Regions from separate parts of the Homo sapiens genome. Here region 1 is linked to region 2. A link is a contact called in ENCODE Hi-C data. All regions are on one chromosome and are shown on one strand. The core of a region is the stretch at or near the end of the contact, and the rest is flanking DNA. Distances in the headings are between cores, read along the strand shown. Region 1 overlaps SMIM35 (small integral membrane protein 35). Region 2 holds the start of LINC02703 (long intergenic non-protein coding RNA 2703).

Region 1 (6,625 bases), core at 1,632-4,131, 2.1 Mb before region 2:
AGTCAGTGAGTTGGTGCCCTGGAGTCAAGGGAGATGGGGACCCAGGGAGAGGCTAGGTTATCAGCTCCAGTAGCCTGATTGGATCATCTTTTTCAGGAACCTGAAGGATCTGGAGATGGGTCCACCCTTCACCATCAGTGGTCACATCAGCAGCACAGATGGTGGCTACATGAAGTTCTCCAACGGGCTAGTCTGATGCAGAGACAGCAACTTGTGAAGCCCTGGGGAGGTGAGTTGGAGTTGGGAGAGCTGCCGAGTGAGCCTGATGTCCAAGTAAGGTCCTAAGAGGGTCCAGTCACCCAAGCCTCGCACCAAGGACCACTTGGAACCCAAAGAGATTATTTGGTTCATCCCCTGTCTTCTGGTGCCGATCTCAGGCTTGGGTCATGTTTTCCCCCACCCGCTTCTGGCACTGGGCCTGCCCTGTTTCCTCCTGTCCACCCAATCCATGCCCGGCCTTTCCTTCCTGGGAAGGTTCTGTTTGCATTCAAGGTGGAAGCTTCTAGAGCACAGCTTTTTATCTTAACTCTTGCTCTGAGATAAAATTTCCAGATGGCCAATATCTCCAAGAAGCATCACTCTAGCACTTCAGTTCTGAGCTTTCTGAGCCCAGGAGCCTCCCCTGCTTCATGGCCCGCCAACTCTGGCCACACGTTCCCTTGCCTGCCTTTAAGCCCATCCCTTCCCCACATCTCAGTTGCTTTTTCCCATTCAAACCATTTCTCTCTTGGGCAGTTCTTGCCCCTCCCAGGCTCCCCTGGACTGCCCTCATCCCCTCGGATCTTCAAGGCCTGGCCTGGCCCCTCATTGTGGAGAATGAGGGGGTCTCCTCTGGATACGCCACCAGCCTATGGTATGGGAGTCCTGGGGAGTCAGGCCTCTGGGAATGGAGTCTGGCTGGGCAGCAGCGGCTTTCTCTCAGAACTAAAAGAGGCCACCATTCCTCAGGAGGAATCTAGATCCCAGGAAGCCCCTGAGCCTGTAGGAGGGGTCACAGATGTCCTGGAGAACCAGCCCTGCCCAGTGCAGTCCAGTGTGGGCAAGGCCTCCAGACACCAGCAGGGAGCTTCTTTATGTAGTATCTCCAGTTACCTGCCCTTGTAGGGTTGACCAGGGGCCAGAAAGCCACTCATAGCTTCAATAAGCAAAGTTATACAGAGGTGATTCCAGACATGGTTTTAACATTCCCACCTGAGGCCAACTTCCCTGAAGACTGAGCTGGGCCTCGACTCTGCCCTGCCCCCTCTGTACTTGATTCCAGCACTTTCAACCCTCCCCCTGCCCCATCCCCAATCTGGGCCTGTTCTCTTACTGCTCAAGGCCTCAGTGCCTCCCAAACATGGCCAACTCCCAATTTTGATGTGCAGTGCTGAGAACAGTCTAGAAACATGTTCTTGTCGCCTAGGCTCCTGCAATGGGCTGGGCACGGGGGAGTGGGTGAGTTCTACATTACAGTGTTCTGCATTTCTTGTGCAAAGCCTGTCCTGTGGCAAAAGTGGGCCAGAAATGGTGGGAGTGTGAAGAGGAACCCAGGCGAGGCTGAACAAACCAGATAATGCACCAGGGAAACCAGGAATCCACTGTAGTTTGGTAGACAGCAGGGCAGTTCCCCTCGTGAGTCATCACTCCTTTCTCCGGTCTGTGCCCTGCTGGACTGGAGGCAGAGTGTGCACAGGACGTCAGCTTAGAAGGTGCTTAGTGCAGACTTGTTCAAACCAGAGAGGCAGAGTCCTCGGGGCTCCTGTGGATGGAGTAGGGCAAGAGAAGGGAGCCTGTCACTGCTGAAACCTGCAGTTAGAACAGCCAGCTGCCAGCCTCTCTGCTAGCAGCCCAGCAACAGATGCAGGAGCCCAATAGAGCAAGTGGGAGGAGGAGGGAAGCTGTGTGATTTCTCTTCCTGTGCTCCCTTTCCCAAAGCCTCATTTCTCGTTTTGGGTTCTAGCAGATTGTAGAGGAAGGAAGGTGGGGAGCCTCACCAGCCCTTACCCCATTTTCTGCCAGGGTCTGGAGGCCATTCTCCCAGCATAGCCAGGCTTTGACTTAATTACCAAGTCTCTGGATTTGGAGGTCTTCAACTGAGTCTTCTGCCCCTGAGTAAGTGGGAGTGAGGAAGGCCCCTTAGTGGTTCTGAGACCCCTCCCTTCCTTGAAGGCCTCTTGGAATAGCAGGGAGGGGAGATGAGTTGTCTTCGGCTTCCTTCCTTGGATTTCAATTCTGAGGACTGGGGCCTCTTTCCTAACCCCTGAGGTTTGGGCCCCAGTAAAACTTTCTTTCTTTCTTTTTTTGAGATGGAGTCTTGCCCTGTTGCCCAGGCTGGAGTGCAGTGGCGGGATCTTGGCTCACTGCAACCTCCGTCTCCCAGGTTCAAAGGATCCTCCTGCCTCAGCCTCCCAAGTAGCTGGGGTTACAGGTGTGCGCCATCATGCCCGACTAACTTTTATATTTTTAGTACAGATGGGGTTTCACTATGTTGGCCAGGCTGGTCCCGAACTCCTAACCTCAAGTGAGCCACCCGCCTCGGCCTCCCAAAGTGCTGGGATTATAGGTGTCAGCTGCTGCACCTGGCCCGGCCCCAATAAAACTCTGTACCCGCACCCTGCCTAGCAGGGATCCTGGGTCTGCAGTCCATGCCCGGCCACCCTAGGCCCCCGGAAGTGCTCAGAACTCAGTAGCCTTGGGGAATCTTGAAAGGGAGGATGGGACCCAGGACCCAGGTGGCCCTGGCCCCAGGTCTGTGGCTTCAGGTGAGGAGACGGGGACAGCTGCCCGGGGCTGGGAGCACGGAGGGTATTTCCCATCCTCGGGAGCAGAACTGATACTGGGCGACTTCCTCTTTTAGGGCCCTCTGACGCACCCTCTGTCCCCTCAGCCTCCCCCTCTTTTCCTTACTTCCGCAGGCTACTGGCGAGCACAGCTTTCTTCACCCTTGGGGCCTGGGCCTTACCCCTGGACTTTGCGTGTTTCTGTTGAGGGCTCTAAAGGGCAGATTCCAGCTTGTTTAGAAACGATTCGGGAGCAGATGCCTGGAAACCCAGCCACAGGTTTGGCTGAGCCAGGCACTGGCTGGGACCCAGATCATAGCAGTGCCAGAGCCTCTCCCAACACCTTCCCGCTACCTTTTTACGGTTCTTCTTTCCACTGGCCCTAAGAGCCCAGAGGCAGTCACGGGGGCTGGGGGTCCAAGGGCTGGCTGGTCCGGGTTCCCCTGCCACGCTTTGGTGCCTTCTCTGGGGCTATTCTCCAGCCTGGGTGGCCTCTTGTCCCTGCAGCCCCTCCCCTCCTGGCCATATCTAGTCTCTGTGAGATGGCCCAAGTCCGTCTTTGCTGTGACTTCGCTCAGGGCTTGAGACTTGACACCAACCATTTTGATCTGAATTGCAGGTGGCCACATTTCCTCCATTTGTGCTGTTCCTCAACCAGGCTGAACCCTCTGCCAACAAAGTTATGTTCCATAGGTCTTTAGTAACTCCTAAAACTGGAGCGTGCTGGAGGAGGTCAGTGACTACTTGCCGAGTAGAGAAGAGACACCCAATGTAGCCACAGAAGGCTGCTTTGTCCTAGAAAATTGATCAAAATCATGATGAGGCTGGGAGGCGAAGAGGGAGCTTTTCTCTCCTCTAAGTTCTCCTTGAAGTCTTAATGATCTCGTCCCATGCCAGTGGCATTGGAGGGGGCCAGGTGCCAGGAGCCAGGAGGGCAGTGTCTCTGGTGCCCCTCTCTCTGCTTCAGGAGTCTGAGAAACTCAAAGTAGGAGCAGATGGGAGGATCATTATTATCTTTTTAAAAACTGCTTAGTGATCAAAAGGAGGAGCAGAGACTGTTTGCACAGTTCACAGTCCACAGAACACAAAGCCTTTTCTTGCATGGTACTGCATTTTGAGCCTTATGTCAAGCTTGAGACACAGGGATTATTCTTGGTCCCGTTTTACATATGGGGGCACTTGGGTCAGAAAAGCAGCATGCTTTACCCAAGTTCCACAACTGGCTACTGGCTGCACCAGAGCTGAGCAGAGTCTGCACCCTCACGGATGTAGCTGACATCAGGGCGTAAGGATGAGAACTGAATGTAGTATAAGGTCTGGTTCTGACCCTGCCCTGATGTGCTGTGTGGTCATGGGCTACTTACTCCACCTCTTTGGACATCTATTTCAGCATCTGGAATCAAAAGATTGGACTATTTTTCCAAGGCTTCTCCTGGTTCTTACCTGTAGGAGAGCAAAGACCTCATCTACTTTTTTTTTTTTTTTTTTTAAAGCGTCTGCATTCTCAGTTCTTAGCGTATAGCCTGGTCCATAGTAGGTGCTCAGTAAACAATTAAAAGATGCAAGTACAAAGTGTCAATATATCTTTCTAATTTAGGAGATGGCAGTTGAAAGGTGATGGCTGCAGTTCCCTAGTGGTCTAGGATTCTAAGCATTACTTAGCCTTTCCTTGACTCTGCGTGTGTCTGACCAGGTTCCAAGTCTGGCCCATTCCCAACCAACTTTACCTGTAGGGTGAAACGCTAACATTTGCTGAGCACATATCAGTGCAGGGCAGAGGCTTATGATGCGCGTCTTCATCCTCACAGCCTCACAGGTGAGGGAACAGAGGCCCAGAGTGCCGTGAAGTGATTTGTTCAAGGCCAAGCAAGAATCTATTTTCTTTATAGTCCTTTGTCACCCACTTCTAGCCTCAGTCCAAACTGGCAGCTATCCTAACATCCTTGGCCCCCAAGAACATACTCCTCCCTCCAGATGGTCTCTAATCTCTTTTTGGGGTCTCCTTGTGTGGTGAGAAGGGCGCTCAGGAGCCCAGTCCTCCCCAGGCCCCATCCTCAGCTCTGAGCTTCCCACTGACCCACTCCTCTTTCTTCCTTTTGTTTTTTTAGAACTTCCTTGACCTCCAAATCACCAAATTCTGCCCATTCTTCATGCCAGCTCAAATTTCCCTTCTCCAGGGAGACTTCTGTAAGACCCATGGATCTTGTGCTCTGCTGATTTTAAATACAGATAGTCTCAGGCCCCCATAACTTTATTATTGATTATTTCTTTGCATTCATTTATTCACGCTGCTTCCATAACATGCCAGGAACTATGCTAGGCACCATGGGGGCATCCAGTCTCCCTGAAATTAACCTTGCTTTCTCCTATTTGATGGGCATTTCTTGCAGGCAGAATCAGGTTTTAAACCTCTTCTGAGTTCTCCACGGTACTTTGCATGGCTCTGGCCATAGCCAGGAACTTCTCAGGAAATTGTGTTGAAATCTCTCTTCAGAACATCTTGGGCATTGCTTCATCCCTGGTGCAATCCTAGGTGCTCTGAAAACCAAAACTTTTGATCTCTCCCCATCCTTGACTACATTCAACCTTGTGCTCATGATCAGTTACATTTCTGAGAGAGAGCACACAGATGACGATTTTTCTATCTTAAAGGATAACCTAAGGAATGATCAAAACCGTGACAAGGCTGGCAGGTGAAGAGGGAGCTTTTCTCTCCTCTAGGTTCTTCTTCAAATCTTAATGGTCTTGTCCCATGCCAGTGGCATTGGAGGGGGCCTGGTGCCAGGAGCCAGGAGGCCAGAGTCTCTGGTGCTCCACTCTCTGCTCCAGGGGTCTGAGAAACTCAAAGTGGGAGCAGATGGGAGGATCATTATTATATTTCTAAAAACTGCTTAGTGATCTAAAACCATCTAGAAGCCGTGATATTTAAACAGATCTGGTACAAAACAGGAAGCCAGTGGCCTGGTGAATTCTCACACTTGGAGACCAGAAGTGAAAATGTTCTGCCTGCCCAGAGTAGCAGCAGGCCAGCAAAACAACAGGTGTGGCCGGGCACGGTGGCTCACGCCTGTAATCCTAGCACTTTGGGAAGCCAAGGCGGGTGGATCACTTGAGGTCAGGAGTTCAAGATCAGCCTGGCCAACATAGTGAAAACCCATCTCTGCTAAAACTACAAAAATTAGCCGAGCGTGGTGGCTCGTGCCTATAATCCTAGCTACTAGGGAGGCTGAGGCAAGGGAATTGCTTGAATCTGGGAGGCAGATGTTGCAGAGAGCTGAGATTGTGCCACTGGACTCCAGCCTGGAGACAGAGCAAGACTGTCAAAAGAAAAAAAAAAAAAGAAAGCAAGAAGTTGAAAAACAAATCAAGAAAAAACAGGTTGGGCAGTGCTGGAAGTGAGTTTTTATCTGCAGAGCTATTGGGTTGGTCTACTCCTCCCTAATCAGGAGGATGCGGTTTCTCATGATAAGCAGAGAACCACTGGGGGGATGATGGTGAGCAGTATAAGAAGTCACATCTTCGGCCGGGCACAGTGGCTCACACCTATAATCCCAGCACTTTGGGAGGCCAAGGCGGGTGGATCACAAGGTCAAGAGTTTGAGACCATCCTGGCCAACATGGTGAAACCCTGTCTCTACTAAAAATACAAAAGTTAGCTGGGCATGGTGGTGCCTGACTGTAGCCCCCACTATTTGGGAGGCTGAGGCAGGGGAATCTCTTGAACCCAGGAGGCAGAGGTTGCAGTGAGCCAAGATTGCACCACTGCACTCCAGCCTGGCAACAGAGCGAGTCTCAGTCTCAAAAAAAAAAAGAAGTTACATCTTCTATTCTAGTCCCATTTCCTCCCCTTGTAGCTGGTGAGC
Region 2 (6,766 bases), core at 4,171-6,670:
AAGGCTACCTCAGTGTGCAAGGGAAGGACTGGAGAGTGAGGAGAAAGAAGAGAGGGGAGGGGAAGGAAGAGGAAGCAAACCCGCCTCCCTGCCCCTCGATGTCTTTTGCAGCTGGAAAATGTTGGGGGTGTGGAGGGTGGGAGGTTCTGCCACAGAAGGAGGTTTTGAAGCCTCACGTGATAATAAGAAAAGATGGATCATCTCCAAGTAGATCACCCCTGCCCACAGGTTCTTCTGGAGAGTGGTACAGTGCAGTGGCTGAGTGTGGGCTTGGGAATCACATGACGCTGGCTTGGAGATCCAGCCTTGCAGCTTACTTAGTTCTATAAATTCTCTGAACCTCAATTGACTTCTTTGAAACATAGAAATAATAATACTACATTATACAGTCATTGAGGATTAAATAAGATAATTAATGTAAAGTGCCAGGCACAGGCTTGGAACATAGAAGGTGCTCCATACATAGTAATTATTATTATTAAGCCCAGAAAGCTCTGTCATTCAGGAATAAAAGACTAAAAATAATGATAATAGCTACGTGCCGTGGCTTACACCTGTAATCCCAGCACTTTGGGAGGCTGAGGCAGGAGGATCACTTGAGGCTGGGAGTTCAGGATCAGTTTGGGAAACATGGTGAGAGCCTGTCTCTATAAAAAATAAAAAAATTAGCTGGGGGTGGTGGCATATGCCTGTGGTCCCAGCTATTCAAGAGGCTGATGTGGGAAGATCACTTGACCAGGGAAGGTCAAGGCTGCAGTTAGGTATGATTGTGCCACTGCACTCCAGCCTTGGCAATAGAGCAAGACTGTGTCTCAAGTAATAATAATTAATACTACTAATAATAGCAGCTAACATTTACAAGATGTTTATGATGTACCAAGTATTCTTCTAAGAATTGTATCTGTTAACTAATTCTAATTCTAACAACAACCTTGTGAGGCTGCTACTATTATTTCTCTCATTTTACATATGGAAAAGCTGAGGTGTAGAGAGCTTTAAAAAACCTGCTCAACTCTATACAACGGGTAGAAGGGTACGGTGGGCACTACGTACAGCTGGGCAACGTTGGAAAATCCCTTCCTCTCTCTGGGTCTTAGTGACTACTTCTGTAAAGTGGGGAAATTGATCTATTAATATTTCCTGGGTTATCATGAGTATTAACTAAAATTGTGGATAAAAATGGTCAAGCATAATGTCTGGTACCTGGTAGGTGCTCAAATAAATGTGGATGTCCCTTTCAGGGGGCCATCTCTTCTTTTTCACCTTCTGGCCACTCTTTATCCATTTCCTGCTGGAATAGAATGCTGTAAGCAGAGAGACACTGCCTTGCAAGGACTTGGAAAGACATGAGACAAGAATCCTCACCCGATCATGAACATAATGAGGGGCAGTGTGCAGGTCCGAGATGAGGCCCGGCATGCTTCATTCCTAATTGAGAGAAAGGGAAGGCTTTTATAGTTCAGAGGGCTAGGGAGGCAGGGGGATGGACTAAATGACCCCACAAAGCCCATTCCCTCCTTACTCTGTTCAAAGTGGCACTTTTTCTTCTCCCCACCCCCGCCCCAATCCCCACCGTGCAGGCAGCTCTATTTTATCCATGCTGGACCGGCCCTCACTGCATTCTCACCTTTGCTGGAAATAAGGAATAAATAAATACAAGGTTCCTGAAACTGTCTCTCTGAAGTTTAAGACAATACAGTGCAGGCCCCCTTCACCTGCCCAGAAACCCGAGTTCTTGTCTCTCCTTGCCCCCTCCTACTCCTGCTGCTGTCTTCAGCACACATTAAGATTCCTCTCCAAGGGCTGCTGTAAAGGCAGGATGGCAGGGGCGGTGATATAATAACGGACAGCAGGACCCCTGGGCAGGAGATTCTGATAGCTGGTTCACTAAGAAAAGCTCACAGAGAAAGCAGGGGAAGCCAATGCTTTTCCACCAGCCAGAGCCCGGCTAATTGCCACCGGGGAGAAGGGCAGAGTTCACGCAGGTAACAGGTGTGCCTTGTCTTAATGAAGACTGACTTGTTTGCCCAGAGCTGCCTGCGGAGGTAAGAGGAGCAGGAGGAGGGACGTGTGCTGCTTGGCTCCACGCTGGACTCCACCAAATTAGAGGAGCTGGTTTTGTCCCCTTTATGACCCACCCTGGGGTTGGACATATGGGAAGAAGGGGAGATAAATAGTATCCCCAAAATGGTGCTCGCCTAAGAGAATGGTGGCAACTTGATTATTTGTGGGTGGTGTATTCACTTTGCAAGATATCTCTGGCCTTGTTACTGTCCAGAAAAATTCAATTAGGAGATAGCAAGGACAGCGATGGGACAAGGGAGGGGAGAAATGAGGAGAGGGCAGGGCAAGAGGGAGAGACCATGAGTGTGCTGTGGGAAGGGAGAGGTGGAAGAAGAGAGCTGGGGCACACACAGCTCTGAATGCAATTCAACAACAAGTATTTATTAATTGTCTATTATTTGCCTGGCACTTTACTGGGCACTGGGGACATGGGGAAGAATAAGCACAGTCCCTGCCCTAAATCTGACAGGGGATGCTGCCATGTAAACAGACATTGCAGCACACTATGAGGTGCTGTAGTAGAGGCTATCGCTGCATGTACAGGGAGAAGAGGCATAAAAATGGAGAGGAAGTCAGGAGGAGTTAAAAAAAAAAAGCCACATAGAGATCAGAGGACACTTTAGAGGAAACCATGAGGATGAATTTGAGTTCACCTGGTGGGGCAGTATAGGGGCAAAGGAGGTTGAAGGGAGGACATTCCAAGAATAAAAAATCAAAGGAGCAAATGGGCACAGTATATTCAAGGCAGAGTGGGTAGTCCCTGGGGAGAGAGAAGGGAGCAGAGAGATGCCTCTGCAGAAGTCTCCTGGGACCAGAACATGAAGAACATGAACAATACCCCAAGGAGTAGGGCTTTTGTCTAGGAGACACCCAGGGTTATCAAGCAGCAGTTTTGGGTGCTCCTCTCTTATAGAATTACGCTCTCTCTCCTCTACGGCCACAGACAATCAAGGGTGGGCAGCAGTAAGTGGGGCTTACAAGGGGCTATTCATCTTTCTTCAGCAGACTTTTGAGCACCTCTCCTTCTTCTTTCCATCTCAGCCTCACATCCTTCCAGTAAGAGACAAAATGATTTCAGATCAGGGCACAACAGATGGAGGCACAAAAACACAGAAAGATTGGGGGCTTGCCCAGGGGTGCTCAGTGTCTGCTCTGGGTCCAGCTGCCCTGTCCCACTCCTGACTCAATTACTCCATCATCCAGATTTAACTGATGAAAACCATTAATCACTGAACTGGTCAAGGTCGAAAGGATGAAATCCTGGAATGACCAACCAGCAACCAAAACCATGCACATCCTGGATACCTTGCCTAAAGCTCAGCACAACAATGCAAAGCGTGTATCAGTTTCCCATGAGAAAACTAAAGCTCGCAGAGATTATGTAACTTACTCATCATCACAGAGCTAGTGAGAGACTGAGTTGGGATTGGAAGCCAGGTATAGTTGACACAATGGCCTGTTTTCTGTTTACCATCACTTATCAGAACAGTAAGAGTTAGGGGAAAGACGGGATGGAGACTGGGTGGAGATGGCATCCAGAATTGATCCAGTGCCAAGGACTAGAATCTTGTTAATTCCACTCTATGATGTGTTAGAAACAAGGGGGTGGGAGAGGACAACATAGTTGTGTTAGTTTTGTGTTGCCATTTTTTTTTTAAATCTCTGAGATGTCCCAAAATGTTGACTTTGTAAATTTGTTCAGTGAGGAGGTGGGTAAACACAAGCATTCGGAATGTGAACAGCATCATCCAGCCAGAACGCCCAGCAGGTTTGCAGAGGTAGATGTAAAACACTACAAACAGCATGCGGGAGCAACCAGCTCTCCCTGAGAGGGAAGTATAGCCTCAGCATGGAACTGGAAGCCCCCTAGAAGGCCATGGCATGCTGAGAGGGAGGAGAGGCACTCTGCCAGGCCTTCCAGCTATCCCTCGGGGCCCTCTCTTCAGGAGGGCAAGGCCGTACAGTTCACAGCACACCCATTTCAAGCCTCAGTGAGTTCAGTGAAATGCCATTTCCCCAGGTCAGCATTTTACATTACACCAGCCCAGTATCCCTGCTTGACTGCAAAGCATTAACTAGGGCCCTGCCTCAATCAAACATGCTGCCATGGTGTGACAGGATGCATTCTGTGTAACGACAGGCAGAATGTCAGAGACCTGGGGAGGAAAGCTTGCAATCTGTCCAACAGTGCAACGGGAAGCTCAGGAGTTACTGAGCACCTCGTCATTGGAAGCATCCAAGAAGACATTGGATAGGCATCTACATTGCATAGTGTACTGGAGTCACATTTGGTCTGAACTGGAATTCTGGCTCTACCATTTATTGGCTCAATTTCCTGCAGCCTCAGTTTACCCATTGGAAATGGGGGGAAATAAGGGTATCTATCTCACAGGGTTGTTGTGAGGAGAAGATCATGCATAAAAATGGCTTAGCACAGTGCTCCATAAATGAGAGAGACAATGATGAAGGTGAAGGTGCTGGCGATGGCGGTGGTGAGTATATAAAGAGGAAGAGGAGAGTGAACACATTCTTGACTCTGAAGGGAGTTTAATGAGGAGCAGTTGCAATGGGGCACTCTGTAGAACTTGCCATTTTGACAGCCCTGCTTCCATGTGGAGAGCTAAATAGAGGAGGCTCTGGGAAAGTTATCCCACAATAAAACCCACCCAGCCCTTCCTACCTTCGTTGTGAGTCAGACACATTCTCCCATGCCTAACCCTGCCTATGTTCTCTCCCAGAACTCTGGACAGAGAGATACAATTCAGCCAATTAGAGCACTGCTTAATTGCTAGCATTTTGCAAACCACTGCCTTATTGGCTAGAAGGGCAATAATATCAAAAAGACCTCCTGGTGACTTCACAGTTGGGAAAAATAGATGCTCCTAAGTCATCCCTTCTACCCTCCTCTAAGTAACAAACACCTTTCTCCCCTGGGGAAATTTCTTCTTTCATTTGCTGTAAAGTGACTTCTGCTGAAGTGTGTGTTTTTGAAGTGGAAAATTGAAAGCACATGATTCATTCCAAAAGCAAACTGTTAGTTCACAGCTGAGAAATCACTTTGCTATTGGTCCAAAGAGTTGCTTCTCAGGTTTGAGGGGGGCAAATTTGTAACTCCACTTTCACCCTCTCCGACTACAGAACCACTCCATTGACAGACCAAGAGCCAGAGAAATGAAGATCGAAATAGCACCTTTATTCCTGATAATGTTAAATTAGAGGGGGTGGCTTGTGTCAGACCAGAATGACCTGCTACTCTACCCCTGAGCTGATCTGATCCCCCAAAACTTCAGGCTTCCCCAGTCGGGGCAGAGCCAGCCCCACGAATCTTACCACATGGCTGACAGCAGAGCTTGTGTGTTCTCCCAGGGCAGGCATATACCAAAAGAGAGGGAGAGGGAGGGGAAGAGAGTGAGTCATACATAAACTCAAGTGACAAATCACTCCTAGCTGGGTCAAAAAGGGAGTAGAGAGGGGCCAAGTGTGTGGGGTCAGGGAAGTCCCTCTATATGAAAACTAGAGAAGGAAGGGGATAAAAATTCCCCAGATTTTTGTTATCTTAACCAGCTGGGCTTAATGTTTAACCCCTGGACAACCAGGTATGTGGTCATCTGGCTCCAGGAGGGGATGAGCTAACTATCTGAGCAGGAGGTCGCTCCCCCAGCATCAACTTCTGTTCCTTCCTGTGCCTTCCTGGGACCATCCTAAGACACTGTTGATTTCACTTCCATAAGCCTCTGAGATGAGCCAGAACAGTGTGTTAATAAAATCCAGTCCAAGGCTATGTTGTGTCTAAGACTGCAAGTTCAGAGCCTGTTCTATTTCCAATCCAAATTGATGTCCAGCCACATGGACCACTAACCTCATCAGAGGTTCTGTAATGAGGTTTAATAGCAGAGTGAAGATACTTCAATAATAAAATGCATAAAGAGCTAATAAAAAATGCATAAAGATTTCTTCAATAATAAATGGGAAAATAAGATGTCCCAAATTTGGATATAAACCCTTCCCATTATCAAATTCCTAGGGAAAAATTTAGAGATTAAAATCCCAAAGAGATTAAAGTCCAAAATCAAAGTATTTAGCCCTTGCGAATTAAAGCCCAAAGAAAGTCCAAATTGCCCAAGTTACATTTAAGTTTAAAGCAGTGGAGATCCTCCCCAGTTCCCTACTCTGCTCAGTCTCAGGCAGCAGCACTCTTGGTGTCTGAGCAGAGGGAGGAACTCCGTGAGCAGCTGGATCCTGAGTTGGCTTCCACTGGGGTGTATGTGTGTACCTCCTCAGAACCTCAGAAATGAGATCATTCAACTCCAAGCCTCTCATGCACTCCCTTTTTTAACAGCCCAAATAATTAATAGCACATTAAAGCTTATCAAAGCTCTCTCCTGACACCAATAAAATTTAGAAAACCAGGCATTCTGAAGCCCCTACAGCAGTTGTCCCAGGCAAAATTATGTGCCCAGCCCCAGTGCTCAGTTTTGCCAGAGACCATAGCAGAGCATCCTGGTACCTGAGGGAAGCAGGAAGCCAGAGATGGTCCCGGTCCAGCCCTAACAGGTTCCCATCAGTGCCTGCCAGTATCCCAGAGTCCATGACCTTTACCCATCAATCACAGGGTTATTCCTGGCACTGTTTTATTAATGCCCTGTTTCTCCCTCCATGGAGAACACCACCATATCCCCACATGCCTGGACTCTCCTCTGCT

The links. Hi-C counts contacts between places; a loop is a spot of excess contacts on that map. Pooled maps may share reads with other maps.
Region 1: a loop to region 2 is called in a map with no recorded cell type, with 8 times the contacts of the local background. The contact joins the enhancer-like site here to the promoter of LINC02703 in region 2. A Hi-C loop is called at or near these places in 4 of 37 single-sample maps with no recorded cell type and 4 of 50 pooled maps.

Annotation. Positions count from the first base shown.
Region 1 is chr11:118,007,352-118,013,976 of GRCh38, reverse strand. It overlaps SMIM35 (small integral membrane protein 35), which reads left to right. Exons shown (of 5, transcript NM_001394165.1): 4 at 97-229. The coding sequence ends at 196. Among named protein-coding and RNA genes, the nearest start is that of IL10RA, 24 kb to the right of the region's middle. RefSeq lists enhancers at 2,742-3,242, 3,388-3,487 and a silencer at 4,012-4,061. Within about 2 kb of position 2,881, at least 21 of the 41 ENCODE cell types and tissues checked have a DNase peak (open chromatin) inside an H3K27ac peak, as active enhancers do.
Region 2 is chr11:115,918,290-115,925,055 of GRCh38, reverse strand. LINC02703 (long intergenic non-protein coding RNA 2703) reads right to left here and starts at 5,420. Exons shown (of 7, transcript NR_187258.1): 1 at 4,745-5,420; 2 at 1,204-1,428. RefSeq lists enhancers at 1-38, 5,575-5,724.